Linked DNA regions of Homo sapiens: region 1 is linked to region 2. Evidence: chromatin contacts called from ENCODE Hi-C or POLR2A ChIA-PET data. All regions are on one chromosome and are shown on one strand. The core of a region is the stretch at or near the end of the contact, and the rest is flanking DNA. Distances in the headings are between cores, read along the strand shown. Region 1 holds the start of LINC02574 (long intergenic non-protein coding RNA 2574). Region 2 holds the start of XKR8 (XK related 8).

Region 1 (6,507 bases), core at 2,039-4,538, 300 kb before region 2:
CGGAGGTTAAGTGAAATTGCTCTAAGACACAGAGCACATCAGCGGCAGGATCAGGAAGAAACTAGTAACCCTGGAGCACCTAGCACCAGCACCCCTAGTGCAGGGTACTTCATACCTCGCATCATCTAACGCAGGTGTCGCTTCATTTTACAGATAAGCGGACTAACGTCCACAAGTCATGGACTCCTGTTCTGGGTCACACAGAGTTAGGGCTAAGAAACCAGGTCTGCAGGCGCCTAGTTTCCCGCAGTTCTTCTGGGTCTGAGTTTGGGGTGGTGGGGAAGAGGCGAGCGTGTCAAGGAGGGTGAGAGGGAGGGTGGGGCTGTGTTTCTGGGACTTTCCTCGCTGAGGTCAGAGGCACCGAAATAGACGCGCTGCAGCGAGCGCCCGGAGGCCCGGTCACACCCTGTGCCCGGCCCGCCGCGGGGAGCGGTCCAGCCGCAGCGCACGAGCCCTCCGCCGTCCCACTGCCCCCCGGAACCGCGCGAGCCTCGCAAACCGCTCGGCGCCCAGTCTCCACCTCGCCGGCTTCATGAACGTGCCCCGGGAGACCCCGACGCCCTGAAGCCGGCGCGGCCGCCCCACCGCCCCACCGCCCCACCGCCCCACCGCCGTCTGCGCGAACGCCGGGCCTCCCCCTCCGCCCATCGCTGCCACCATCTCTACTCCGACGGCTGCGGCGGTGGGTGTGGCCACCGCGCTTGCCAATCAGGAAGTGAGGGCCGGCTCCGGACGCGCCCCGCTGTTACGTCACTCCGACGGCCCCGGATGCCCCGCCCAGTGGCCTTGCCTGGGAAAGGCGACTGGGGCACCGGTGGGTGCGGACCCTCAAAGGGTGAAAATAATTCCCGTGTGAATTGCGCGCATTATAACTGCTCTAAGAAATGCAGCCAGGGCATTTTAAAATGTATTTTTTCAATCACTCCTCTTCCAGCCATTTATCCGTCCGTCTGTATGTATGTCTATCCAGTCAGCCAAAGTAATTGGGTGCCTCCTGAGTGCCAGGCGCTGTGCTGGGTTCTAGCTATAAAGAGAGATGAACCCTCTGCTTGTCCTCAGGGAGCTCATAATCTAGGGCGGAAGCCTGATGGTAACAAATGCTCATGCCATCGTTTTCATTGCAGTCATGATTCATTCTGGGACGGTGAGATACAGGCTGCTGCAATAACCAGGTGTCTAACTTGGATTGGGGCTCAGGTCCCTGTAGAAGTTACATCGAGCCGACTCCTGAAGCAACAAGTGTTCCAGGCAGAGGGAAGAGCTTGTGCAAAGGCAATGAGGCTAGCAGGCTGGAAAATAAGGGAAAGGAAACTGAGTGAGATGAGGCTCTGGAGGTTTACGGGAGCGAATTATTTAAGACCTTGGAGGCCATAGTAAGGAAATAGAATTTTCTTCTAAGTGCTGTGGGCAGTCACTGGGTACTTAGTGTTTTAAAATCTCCCTACCTCTGTGTGGAGAATAGACAGGAGTGGATACGGGAGTAAGAGTGGACACAGGGACACCTAGGAGGTGCCCTCCAGCATGGAAGGTAGTAAGCTAGATGAGAGGGAGGCTACTGTGGGTGGGACATGAACAGATTCAATAAATAATTAGAAGATACAATCCTCAGGCAGGTGGGTTGATGGATTGAATATGGGGGTGGGTGAGGCAGAGGGAGTTAAGATTAAGTCATTCATTCATTGGACAATTATTTATTGAGCCCCTCTAGATGCCAGGCACTGTTCTACAGAGGCAGACTCTCTGGGTTCAAATCCTTGTCCTGTCACTTGCTAGCTGCTTGCCTTAGGGAAATTATTTAACCTCTCTGTACCTTGATCTCTTCATCTGTAAAATGCGGATCCTAAGAACACCCGAGAGAATTATTGTAAGGATGAAAAGAGTTAATATATGTAAAACTTTGGACCTGGGTGTTTGGAGCTGGGCTCTGAGGCTGAGGACTGGGACTTGGGTACTTGGGGTTGGGTACCCGGGCCTACTTCTTGGAGTCACCAAGACTCTATGTCTTTACTGGCTTTATACAGAAAATTAAAAGAGTGACATGGAGAGCAAGCTGTTCCCACACCGTGAGTGAGACACAGGTATCCATACAATTTTAAGCTCTCAGATGATTCCAAGGGGCAGACAAGTTGGCAATTACTATGGTAGAGAGAAACAAGGAGGCAATTTTAAAGTAGGTGGTCAGGGAGGGCTTCTCTGAGGAGGTGACATTTGAGTGAAGACCAAAGAGTGCAGAAGGAGCCATCACTGAAAAGTTAGGGGGAAAAGCCTTTGGGAAGGTGTCTGGCCTAGGCACCGGCATGCCTGGAGGTGTCTTTGGCCCAAGTGTGAAAGACTGAAGGAGAAATGGGCTTAGTTTGGTGGGTTCCAAGGATAGTGATCATGGCTGAGTGAAGACCCCTACCCCTTCTGCAGATCAGAACCTGGAGCAGTTAAACCACGCTGTGCCCTGGTAGCTGTGGGTGCTGGGAGGCAAGCTCTACTGGTTCATCAAGAATTTGTGGTCAGGCTGAGGCAGGCAGATCACCTAAAGTCAGGAGTTCAAGACCAGCCTGGCCAACATGGCGAAACCCCGTAGCTACTAAACATACAAATATTAGCCGGGCATGGTGGCACGCACCAGTAATCCCAGCTACTCGGGAGGCTGAGGCAGGAGACTCGCTTGAACCCGGGAGGTGGAGGTTGCAGTGAGCCGAGATCGCACCATTGCACCATTGCCCTCCAGCCTGGGTGACAGAGCGAAACTCCATCTAAAAAAAAAAAAAAAAAAAAAAAACTAGCTGGATGTGGTGGTCCATGCCTGTGGTCCCAATTGGGAGGCTAAGGTGGGAGGATCACTTGAGCCCAGGAGGTCAAGGCTGCAGTGAGCCGTGATTGTGCTACTGCACTCCAGCCTGGGCGACAGAGCAAGACCCTGTCTCAAAAAAAAAAAAAAATCTCTCCTGTGGGCCCATGCCATTTGTTCACACAGATAATGAACCAGTGGGCCTCTGCCAGCTTCTGACTTGGCACTGGACGTTTCTCTGGGAACTGGTGCTTGGAGCGGGGAAATGGGGGCTGGATTTCTGGGACTGGGTTCTGAGGCTGGGGACTGGGACTTGGATACTGGGGGGTAGGTGCTTGGACTTGCTTTTTGGAATAACCAAGGCTCCATTTCTTTACTGGCCTCTACAGATGAGCCTGTTCCCTAACCTGACTATCCTTTCTGTGGCTTCACGGCACAGAACTTCACAAGTGTGACCTTACCTTGTCTCAGCTGTCTGTTCCATGGAGACCCAGAAAGAGGGAAAGAGAAGGCTGCTCTGGACCTGTTCATGGGGCCTTCCTGGGACCCCTTTTCCGCCCGCTAAGCCAGGAAGCCTATGCTCCCTCATCTTCCACCCCTCCCCCAGCCATCTGCTTAAAGGAAGTGGCTCCTCTGTTCTTCACAGGAAGCCACAGGCCTCCCCTGCCTCGGCAGCCTCCAGCTACTGTTGCCCCAGACCCTCGGCTGGCCCAGACCCCCCTTTCCAGGCAGAATCTAGTGATGCCCAGTTCCCAGCATCCCCCTCTGCTGCCCAGCCAAGAAGTGCGTGTGGTGTGCTCCTCTCGTTAACTTTCATCCTTGTGACTTGGGTCTGGGAGCGCAGGCAGTGAGCCTGGAGGTGAGACCTGACTACAGGAGTTTGGAGATCCCCAAGTTGTAGGACTGAGGACTTGAAGGGAAGAGGAGGTGGGCCCTGGAGGGATTCTCTGATGGACCACTCTTGTGAGCTTCAGTAGCTCCTGCTGCTGAGCAGGGGCGAGGTCTATTCATTTCCGTCTCTATTTAACCCTGGTTGCCTGCCCCAGAGAGGGCTGTTGGTAATCGTGGAGCTGCTAAAGGCTGATGAGGGCTGATGGAGTCCAAGATAGGACTGTACTGCCACCTGGTGGTCAGATCCGCACATAGCACCATGAAATTGTGAGAGCCCCTGCCGGGAGAGTGGTGATTCAAGGGTATGGGGGACCTGGAAGGCCCTTAAAGAACAAGGAAATCCCTAAAGTATTTTATTTAAGAGCAAGACGCTCCTAACTTGAGCACTGGAGAAAGACATTCTAGGTCTGGACGAGAGTTCAACTCCTTCCCTTCCCCATTTTACAATCTGGGAAACAGGTCCAGAGAAAAGTGATGAGGACAGAGAACCTCTACATTGGCAGTCAGAGATGGGATCTATTTTTGGACTCTTTTTTTTTTTTTTTTTGGAGACGGAGTCTCACTCTGTCGCCCAGGCTGGAGTGCAATGGGGTGATCTTGGCTCACTGCAACCTCCACCTCCTGGGTTCAAGCGATTCTCCTGCCTCAGCCTCCCGAGTAACTGGGACTACAGGCGCCCGCCACCACACCCGGCTAATTTTTGTATTTTTAGTAGAGACAAGCCCTGCTAGTTTCTAGTTACCCTCATTTGTGACCAAACATGGTATCGCCCCGCACCGTCACCCACTTTAGTCACCAAAGTTGGCACTACAGAGTGGCTTTTGGCTGCTTCCAAAAATAAAATTCATCCTCAGAAAGCCAGGATCTGACAAGGCTGAGGGGACTCAGAAGCATGCGCTTCAGGCTCAGCAGATGTTTTAGAGGAGGAAGCCCTGGAGACCACAATATGTAACACCCCCAGCCCTAGTTTTGAAAACAAAGAAGGCCGAGTGCAGTGGATCACGCCTGTAATCCCTGCACTTTTGGAGGTCGAGGTGGGCAGATCACTTGAGGTCAGGAGTTCGAGACCAGCCTAGCCAACATGGTGAAACCCCGTCTCTACTAAAAATACAAAAATTAGCCGGGCGTGGTGGCACACACCTATAATCCCAGCTACTTGAGAGGCCGAGGCACAAGAATTGCTTGAACCCAGGAGGTGGAGGTTGCAGTGAGCTGAGATCTCACCACTGCACTCCAGCCTGGGCGACAGAGCAAGATTCTTCGTCTCAAACAACAACAACAAAAACAAGGAAGCTGGGACCCCAAGAGAGTACTTAACTTGTCTGAGGTGACTCAGCCCTGGAGCTGGGCGGGGACACAGCCATGTGTCTCTCTGAAGGTTGCTGCCAGGGAGGCATCTAAAAGTGCATTGAGGCCAGGTGCGGTGGCTCACGCCTGTAATCCAAGCACTTTGGGAGTGATCCTCAGGCGGATCACCTGAGGTCAGGAGTTCAAAACTAACTTGGCCAATGTGGCGAAACCCCTTCTGTACTAAAACTACAAAAATTAGCTGGGGGCGGTGGCAGGTGTCTGTAATCCCAGCTACTTGGGAGACTGAGGCAGGAGAATCGCTTGAACCTGGGAGGCAGAAGCTGCAGTGAGCCAAGATCACGCCACTGCACTCCAGCCTGCGCAGCAGAGTGAGACTCTGTCTCAAGAAAAATAATTAATTAAAAGTGTGTTGAGCATCTCTCGACTCGCGATGGTGAATTCTGGTGTGTGTTCACCCTTCTGCCACAGGCTTTGCAGATAGGATGATTGTGGTCCCTGGCAAGGATTGTGGTCCCTGGCAAGGGTGAGGGTGGGTGAAAGGAGATGGGGGCGGGGAGGTGGTGACAGGGAAGGAAAAGGTGGGGTCCTCATTTGTGCATCGTGAGCCTCAAGTAGGTAGGAACTGGGTCCCATCCGCTGTGGTGTCCTTTGCCCCTGCCATCACTTACAGAATGAAGGCAAGGAGTTATCCTGCGCAGGCCGGTCCCAAGGGATCCTGGGGAAGGTGGAGTCTCCCATAAAGAACTGGTCATTTCCAGTGTCATTCAGCCTGAGGACTGCTGAGGCCTCAGATCTAAAATCCTGGGGCAGGGCTGCCCATCTCTCTGGCCTTGATGTTGTCCAAGGGAATAAGTGGAGGGGGCTTCTTCTAAGGGCAGAGACCCTAGTTTGGTGCCAACTTTGGAAGAAAGGAAGAATATGGTCTGTGAGCCCCAGAGAGTAAACCCTGACTCCAAAGTCAGATGAGCTAATTCCTGGTTGTCACTTGGCTGTTCCCTCTTTGTTTTATGCAAGTCCTTCATCAATCATAACTGACATTTACGGAATGCTTCCTATGTGCTTGGGTTGTCTTCTCCTTCCTATTCAGAAGGGCTGTGAATTCCATATGCAAACTGTTCTCCCTATCCCCAGAGTCCTATGAGGAAAGGGGGACCTTGCCGAGCCCTCGAAAAGCTGCTGTTACGCCCTTTCCCCAGAGCGAAGGGCTGGCCTTTATTCTCCATCTGAGGGTGATCACTAGCGCTTCTTGAGAGAACGGAGACCTGGCTTCTCCATCTCTGCCTAATCAGAGAAGTACCTGGAAGCTTCTCTCAGTGAGAACAAACTGAGTTCTGCCTCCCCAAGCACCCTGTGGAATCAAGCCTGTCCATTTATACAGGAGGACCTGCTAGGCAGGAGTCCAGAGGAGGGGATGTCTGAACTGAGTCTGGAAGGATGGAAGGGAGTTTTTCAGGCAGATGAGCTTCTGAAGGCATCCAGGTAGAGACCAACATGTGCTAAGGCCCAGAAACAAAATCAACTGG
Region 2 (5,929 bases), core at 2,788-5,287:
TCTCTCCTGACAGGTGTCCCCATAAGCGCCATGTTCATCACACCTGGAGTCACCCCATGGAAAACCACATTACCTGGAGTGGTCAATGGGGCCAACAATCCAGCCATCCGGGTGTTCGAATATGACCGAGCCACACTGAGCCTGAAGGTCAGGAGTCCTGCGGAGGCCAGAGGAGGAGGGTGGGAGGGGCTTAAATGCATCACCACCTTCCCTCACTCTCAGCTTATCCACCTTCCCCTGACCACTGAGCCTCAGGAAGGTTGAGCTCCTTCCACCCTTCTCCAGCTCAGGATCAGAACCCTGGAGGCACCTGCCACCGAGTCAGGGCAGTGCCTCACCAAGTCACCTTTTCCCCTGGATGACTGTCACAGCTTCATACCTGGTCTCCCTGCCTCTGGCCCTGCCCTGCTATGGCCCATCCGCTACACAAGAGAGAAGAAACTAATCTCCTATAGCACCACTTTCATCTTGTCTCCGTCCTGCTCAAAAACCTTCAGTGGCTCCCCAGTGCCTTCAAGATAAAGTTGTGTCTCCTTGACCTAGTACTCAAGGCTTCCCACAGTCTGACTTCAAGCCCATTGTCCACATTTTCCGTACACAGACGAGGCTCCAGCCCCTAATTCTTTGGGCAGTCCCTCACCTCGTAGGATGAGCTTGTGGTTGTTGAGATGAAAAATATTATTCCTTTATTTATCCAACAAAATGCATTAAGTGTGTGCCATTGGCCAGGCCCTGTTCTAATCTCAGAAGATATGTAAATTTAAAAACAAAGTCACCCCTCTCCTGGACCTGACATCTTACAGGAGAGGGACAATAAATATGTAGAATTAATTATAGTACTGAGAGAAGGGCTAAGGAGAAAATCAAAACAGTGAGGCGACAGGGTGACAGCTATGGGAGGTGTGTACTGTGTTAGATAGGTGGGAAGGGGAAGTGTCCACATAAGGTGCCATTTGAGTTCTGAGTGTATTGAGGGAGGGAGCCCAGTGGGTATCTTGGGGAGGTGGAGGGAACAGCAAGTCAAAGGCCCCGGGGTGGGAATGTGCGTGGTAGGTTAGGGGAAGAGCACGGAGGCCATGTGGCCACAGTAAGAGGCACAAGGGGAGAGTGGGAGGGGAGGTCCGATCTTGCAGGCCTCCATGAGGACTCTGGATTTGGAGGGTTTTGCGCAGAAGAATGAAATCCTGTGACTTATAATTTTATGGAATCATCATGTCTGCTGTGCAGGGAACAGGCTGTAGGGGCAGGTGGGGGAGCAGTGAGGCCGTTTGGAGGGAAGGACAAATCCCAGATGACAGGATAGTAGCTTGCCCAGGGTGGAGGCAGTGAGATGGTGAAAAGTGCCAGGTCCCAGATGAATTCTGGATGCAGGATTTGCTAGAGTGGATATGAGCTGTGAGAAAAAGGGACGAATCCAGGAGGCTTCCAAGGCTCTTGGCCTGTGCAACGGTAGGCTGTGGCTGCCGATTACTGAGATAAGTGGCAGGGTGATCAGGCTTCGGAGGGTCAGTCAGAGGTCTTGTTTTGGACCTGTTACCTTTGGGAGGGCTAAATGGCATCAAGTGAAAGTGGACAGGGAAGGGGCAAGTTGGAGCTTGAAGAGGTGAGGATAGAGATGTGATCTGGGAGTGGAGAGAGGACATTTAAAGCCAACGACTGCATGAGCTAACCCAGGTCCTTGATTCTAGTAAAGGTAGATTAAGAAGAGGTCTGAGGGGTTTAAAGAGTGGCCTGTTGTCCACATGGGCACTCCAAGGGTCTGAGCAAGGGGAATGGCAGGCTGCACCATCACCCCCTAACAGGCCCTCCATTCTCCTCAGGGAGGGAGTCAGCCCTGAGCTTGAATCCTGGCTCCACCACTCATAAGCTTTTTGATCTTTTGACCTCTGTGCCTCACTTGCTTCATCTGTAAAATGGGAGTAACAGAACCTCGCAGGGTTTGAGGAGGACTACATGAAATAATGGAATGTTCCTGGCACAGAGTGGCCATGCATACGGGCAGCTCCTCTTACCCCGTCTGCAGTGGCCTGAAGCAGGTTCATAAATGTACCTGGAACCCGCTGGACTGATGAACCCTGCAGAGTCTAGCCGTGAACATGCACCTGGGTCCTAGGAGTCTACAGTTCATAATCTCTCTCATGCTTAGTGTTGCTCTTTTTATGTTGCTTTTATCTATTCATTATGTAAATATTTACTGAGCGTCTTCTATGTGTACCCTAGCATGGTGGGACCTGGGGTAAACCTGGGGTCCAATCCTGCTACCACTGAATACCTGTATGAATACCTGTATGACCCTGGCCAAGTGAATTAACCTCTTTAGGCCTCAGTTTCCTCATTTGTGAAACCTAGGTAATAAGCGCAGTTACCTCATTCGATTCAGAGGATGTCTGCCAAGCACAATGGGTGCACAGCTAAGTGCTCAATAACTACTAGTGGTCATGGTCACTGCTCTAAAGAACTTGGGGGCAAATGCAAGGTGCAGGATGGGGATGGAAGCAGACAACTGCTCACAGCCGGTCTACCCCAAACCCTTTTTCCAGGACATGGTGACCTACTTCATGAACCTGAGCCAGGCGAATGCTCAGGGGACGCCGCGCTGGGAGCTCGAGTACCAGCTGACCGAGGCCTATGGGGTGCCGGACGCCAGCGCCCACTCCATGCACACAGTGCTGGACCGCATCGCTGGCGACCAGAGCACACTGCAGCGCTACTACGTCTATAACTCAGTCAGCTACTCTGCTGGGGTCTGCGACGAGGCCTGCAGCATGCAGCACGTGTGTGCCATGCGCCAGGTGGACATTGACGCTTACACCACCTGTCTGTATGCCTCTGGCACCACGCCCGTGCCCCAGCTCCCGCTGCTGCTGATGGCCCTGCTGGGCCTGTGCACGCTCGTGCTGTGACCTGCCAGGCTCACCTTCTTCCTGGTAACGGGTAACGGGGGCAGCGCCCAGGATCACCCAGAGCTGGGCCTTCCACCATTTCCTCCGCGCCTGAGGAGTGAACTGAAATAGGACAACCGAATCAGGAAGCGAAGCCCCAGGAGCTGCAGCCATCCGTGATCGCGCCACTGCACTCCAGCCTGGGTGACAAAGCCAGACTCTCTCCAAAAACAAACCAGAAACAGAAAAGAAATGACGACCCAAGACCCCCCTACAAGCATACTTCTTTTGCGTATTATGTTTAACTCACAAAACAAAGCTCATCATGCGTTTGATTCTGTGTTGTGTTCCTTTTCTTTTCTTTTGAGACGGAGTCTCGCTCTGTCGCCCAGGCCGGAGTGCAGTGGCGCTATCTCGGCTCTCTGCAACCTCTGCCTCCCGGGTTCAAGCGATTCTCCTGCCTCAGCCTCCTAGCTGGGACTACAGGCGCGCGCCAACACGCCCGACTAATTTGTATTTTTAGTAGAGACGGGGTTTCGCCATGTTTGCCAGGCTGGTCTCGAACTCCTGACCTCAGGTGATCCGCCCGCCTGGGCCTCCCAAAGTGTTGGGATTACAGGCGTGAGTCACCGCGCCCGGCCTCTATTCCCTTCCGTATGGAAATGAGGTTAACTCATTTGCAGGAACCTAACGCCCGCCCTCCCCCGACTCGGATCGCTGGCGTGAACCCAGCGGCCCCGTGCTCTCCGGGTATCCCTGGATCGAGGCGCACGCGTTGTTGCAAAGTCTCGCACTTAGGGATTAGAATGTGCCTTTGCGTTTCGTTTTGTTTTGCAACAATACAGGTGTGAGGGATCGCAGCCCTGGTCCAGGCTCTAGTCTCCCCGCCCTCTCGCTTTCTTGGGCCTCCGGGCGCCTCAAAGGTAAAACTAGGCCATTTGAAGCCTGCGAAGCGAAGGGCAGTCGGTCTTCAGGCCTAGCGGGCTTGGCTGGGCTGGGTCGGTGGACCCCTGGGCTGGCGGCGGGAGCAGAGCATCGAGCGGCTTTTAGCTGGGGTTCGGGCGGAGGACCTGGGACAACCGCGGGCCTCGCTCCTCCCCGGACGGGGCGGGACGGGGAAGTCCCGCCCACCAGGCCCAGGCCCCGGGCCGCCCCGAGGGCTGCGCCCACCTCCTTCCTGCCTCGGCAACCCCGGGCCCTGAGGGCAGGCCCCAACCGCGGAGGAGCAGGAGAGGGCGGAGGCCGGCGGGCCATGCCCTGGTCGTCCCGCGGCGCCCTCCTTCGGGACCTGGTCCTGGGCGTGCTGGGCACCGCCGCCTTCCTGCTCGACCTGGGCACCGACCTGTGGGCCGCCGTCCAGTATGCGCTCGGCGGCCGCTACCTGTGGGCGGCGCTGGTGCTGGCGCTGCTGGGCCTGGCCTCCGTGGCGCTGCAGCTCTTCAGCTGGCTCTGGCTGCGCGCTGACCCTGCCGGCCTGCACGGGTCGCAGCCCCCGCGCCGCTGCCTGGCGCTGCTGCATCTCCTGCAGCTGGGTTACCTGTACAGGTGAGTGCTTCGCCCCGGGAGGGGAGGAGTGTCGGAGCCCAGCACCTCCGTCAGCTGGGTCACCTGTACAGGTGACACGCCATATGCCGGGAAGGGGACTGGGAGAGGGAACCAAGTCCTGTGGGCGCCTGGCCTACAGGTGAGCGTGCAGCCCTTTACGGAAAGGGAATCCCGGTAGACTGCCTTCATTCTAGCCCTAGCTTTCCTGGCACAGGCGAAGAAACTGAGGCCCAGGGAAGAAAGGGAGGCGCATGGGCTTTGAAGTCGGACCTCTCAGGGATCCACTTCTGGCTTTGCCCCCTCTCGCCTCACTTCTGCATTTCTCTGAGCCTCAGTTTCCTCCTGCGTAGAAAGGAGGTAGTCACCCTGAGACAGGTGTGACGGGCAGGCCTGTTGTGAAGAGTGAGCGAAAGAATGAGAAAGTGCCTCGCACAGTGCCTGGCCTGTAATGGCAGGGGCTGCGGACTCAGTTCAGCATCCCATGTTTCAGCATGGGCAGGGCCTTGGGAAGTCACTGACCTCTCAGTGGGGCTGTTTGGTTGCTGTTCCCATTGGGATGGGGATAGCGCCTGCCCGTTTGGTGAAGATGCAGTGAAATGACATCTGTCCACTGCCCTGGCTCAGAGTGAGCACTCAGCAACCTCAGCTGGCTTCTTGACCTGGGCCTCCCTGGGAGTTTCAGCAGCCCTGACCCCACCACAGCGCTTGCCCCTCACAAAGGCCGCCTCTCACCCTGTCTGCCTGGTTGTATTCTTCCCCCTGAAACTTGGCTTCCCACCCCAGACCCAGCAAGAGGGCAGAGATGGCCTCTGACTCATCCATGCCCATGGAGCCAGCCAGGGCTGGGCATAGGCTGGGTCCTGGAAAATGTGTGTGGATTCTGCTCCTTTTTGGACCTGGTGGAGCCTCGTAGAGATGGGAAAACAAACCCAAGGCTCAGAGGCATGCGACAAAGTCAGGGCAGAGGGTGGTGTGGGTTGGGATGGGGTGGCCAGGGCCAGGATCTGCTCTTGAATCCGTTTTTACAAACTCTTGAGATCTGGCCTTGACAAAGCCACACGGAGTCTCCAGGAGTGGAAGAGAGGAGCTTTGAATGTGGCAGTTTTGCCTGAGGGATTATAGAGACATCAGAAAACCCCGGGTGGGCATGAAGGGGTGCAGTTGTTAAGTCCTGGGCAGGCCTCCATGAGCCGTGAATCTGTAACTACCTTATGCATCTTTGTGGCCAATATTTCTGCTGAGCTTGAGTCAGACAGACTGTACTAGCTTTGGCTTTGGAAATGGGTCTCTGTTCCTGCCTGTGAATTGGCCGAGGCAGGGGTCCCTGCTAGGTCACTGGGGACCATAGGCAAAGGCTCCTGCTGAGGGAGAACCCCAGCCTGTCCTGCCTGCCTGCTCCTCAGTGTGTTCTTGTGTCCTTCCAGGGGAAGTGACAGTACATGTCTGGTGAATGAGCTTGTGATGAGTGAACGGGGTTCTCTCCCAATAGGCAACTGAGAGCA

What was found. Hi-C counts contacts between places; a loop is a spot of excess contacts on that map. ChIA-PET counts read pairs that join two places held with the same protein, here RNA polymerase II (POLR2A). Pooled maps may share reads with other maps.
Region 1: a pooled map shows a loop between it and region 2 (6-fold over the local background). The contact joins the promoter of LINC02574 here to the promoter of XKR8 in region 2. A Hi-C loop is called at or near these places in 1 of 168 maps with a recorded cell type or tissue (Ramos) and 6 of 50 pooled maps. POLR2A ChIA-PET finds 5 or more read pairs at or near these places in 2 of 52 experiments (H1 and OCI-LY7).

What each region holds. Positions count from the first base shown.
Region 1 is chr1:27,659,434-27,665,940 of GRCh38, forward strand. LINC02574 (long intergenic non-protein coding RNA 2574) reads right to left here and starts at 3,289. Exons shown (of 2, transcript NR_151722.1): 1 at 3,244-3,289; 2 at 895-1,289. RefSeq lists enhancers at 1-303, 2,905-3,420, 3,142-3,351, 3,421-3,936 and a silencer at 413-652.
Region 2 is chr1:27,955,936-27,961,864 of GRCh38, forward strand. XKR8 (XK related 8) reads left to right here and starts at 4,038. Exons shown (of 3, transcript NM_018053.4): 1 at 4,038-4,427. The coding sequence starts at 4,135. SMPDL3B (sphingomyelin phosphodiesterase acid like 3B) reads left to right here. Exons shown (of 8, transcript NM_014474.4): 7 at 14-147; 8 at 2,541-3,217. The coding sequence ends at 2,903. RefSeq lists a silencer at 3,909-4,298 and an enhancer at 3,979-4,542.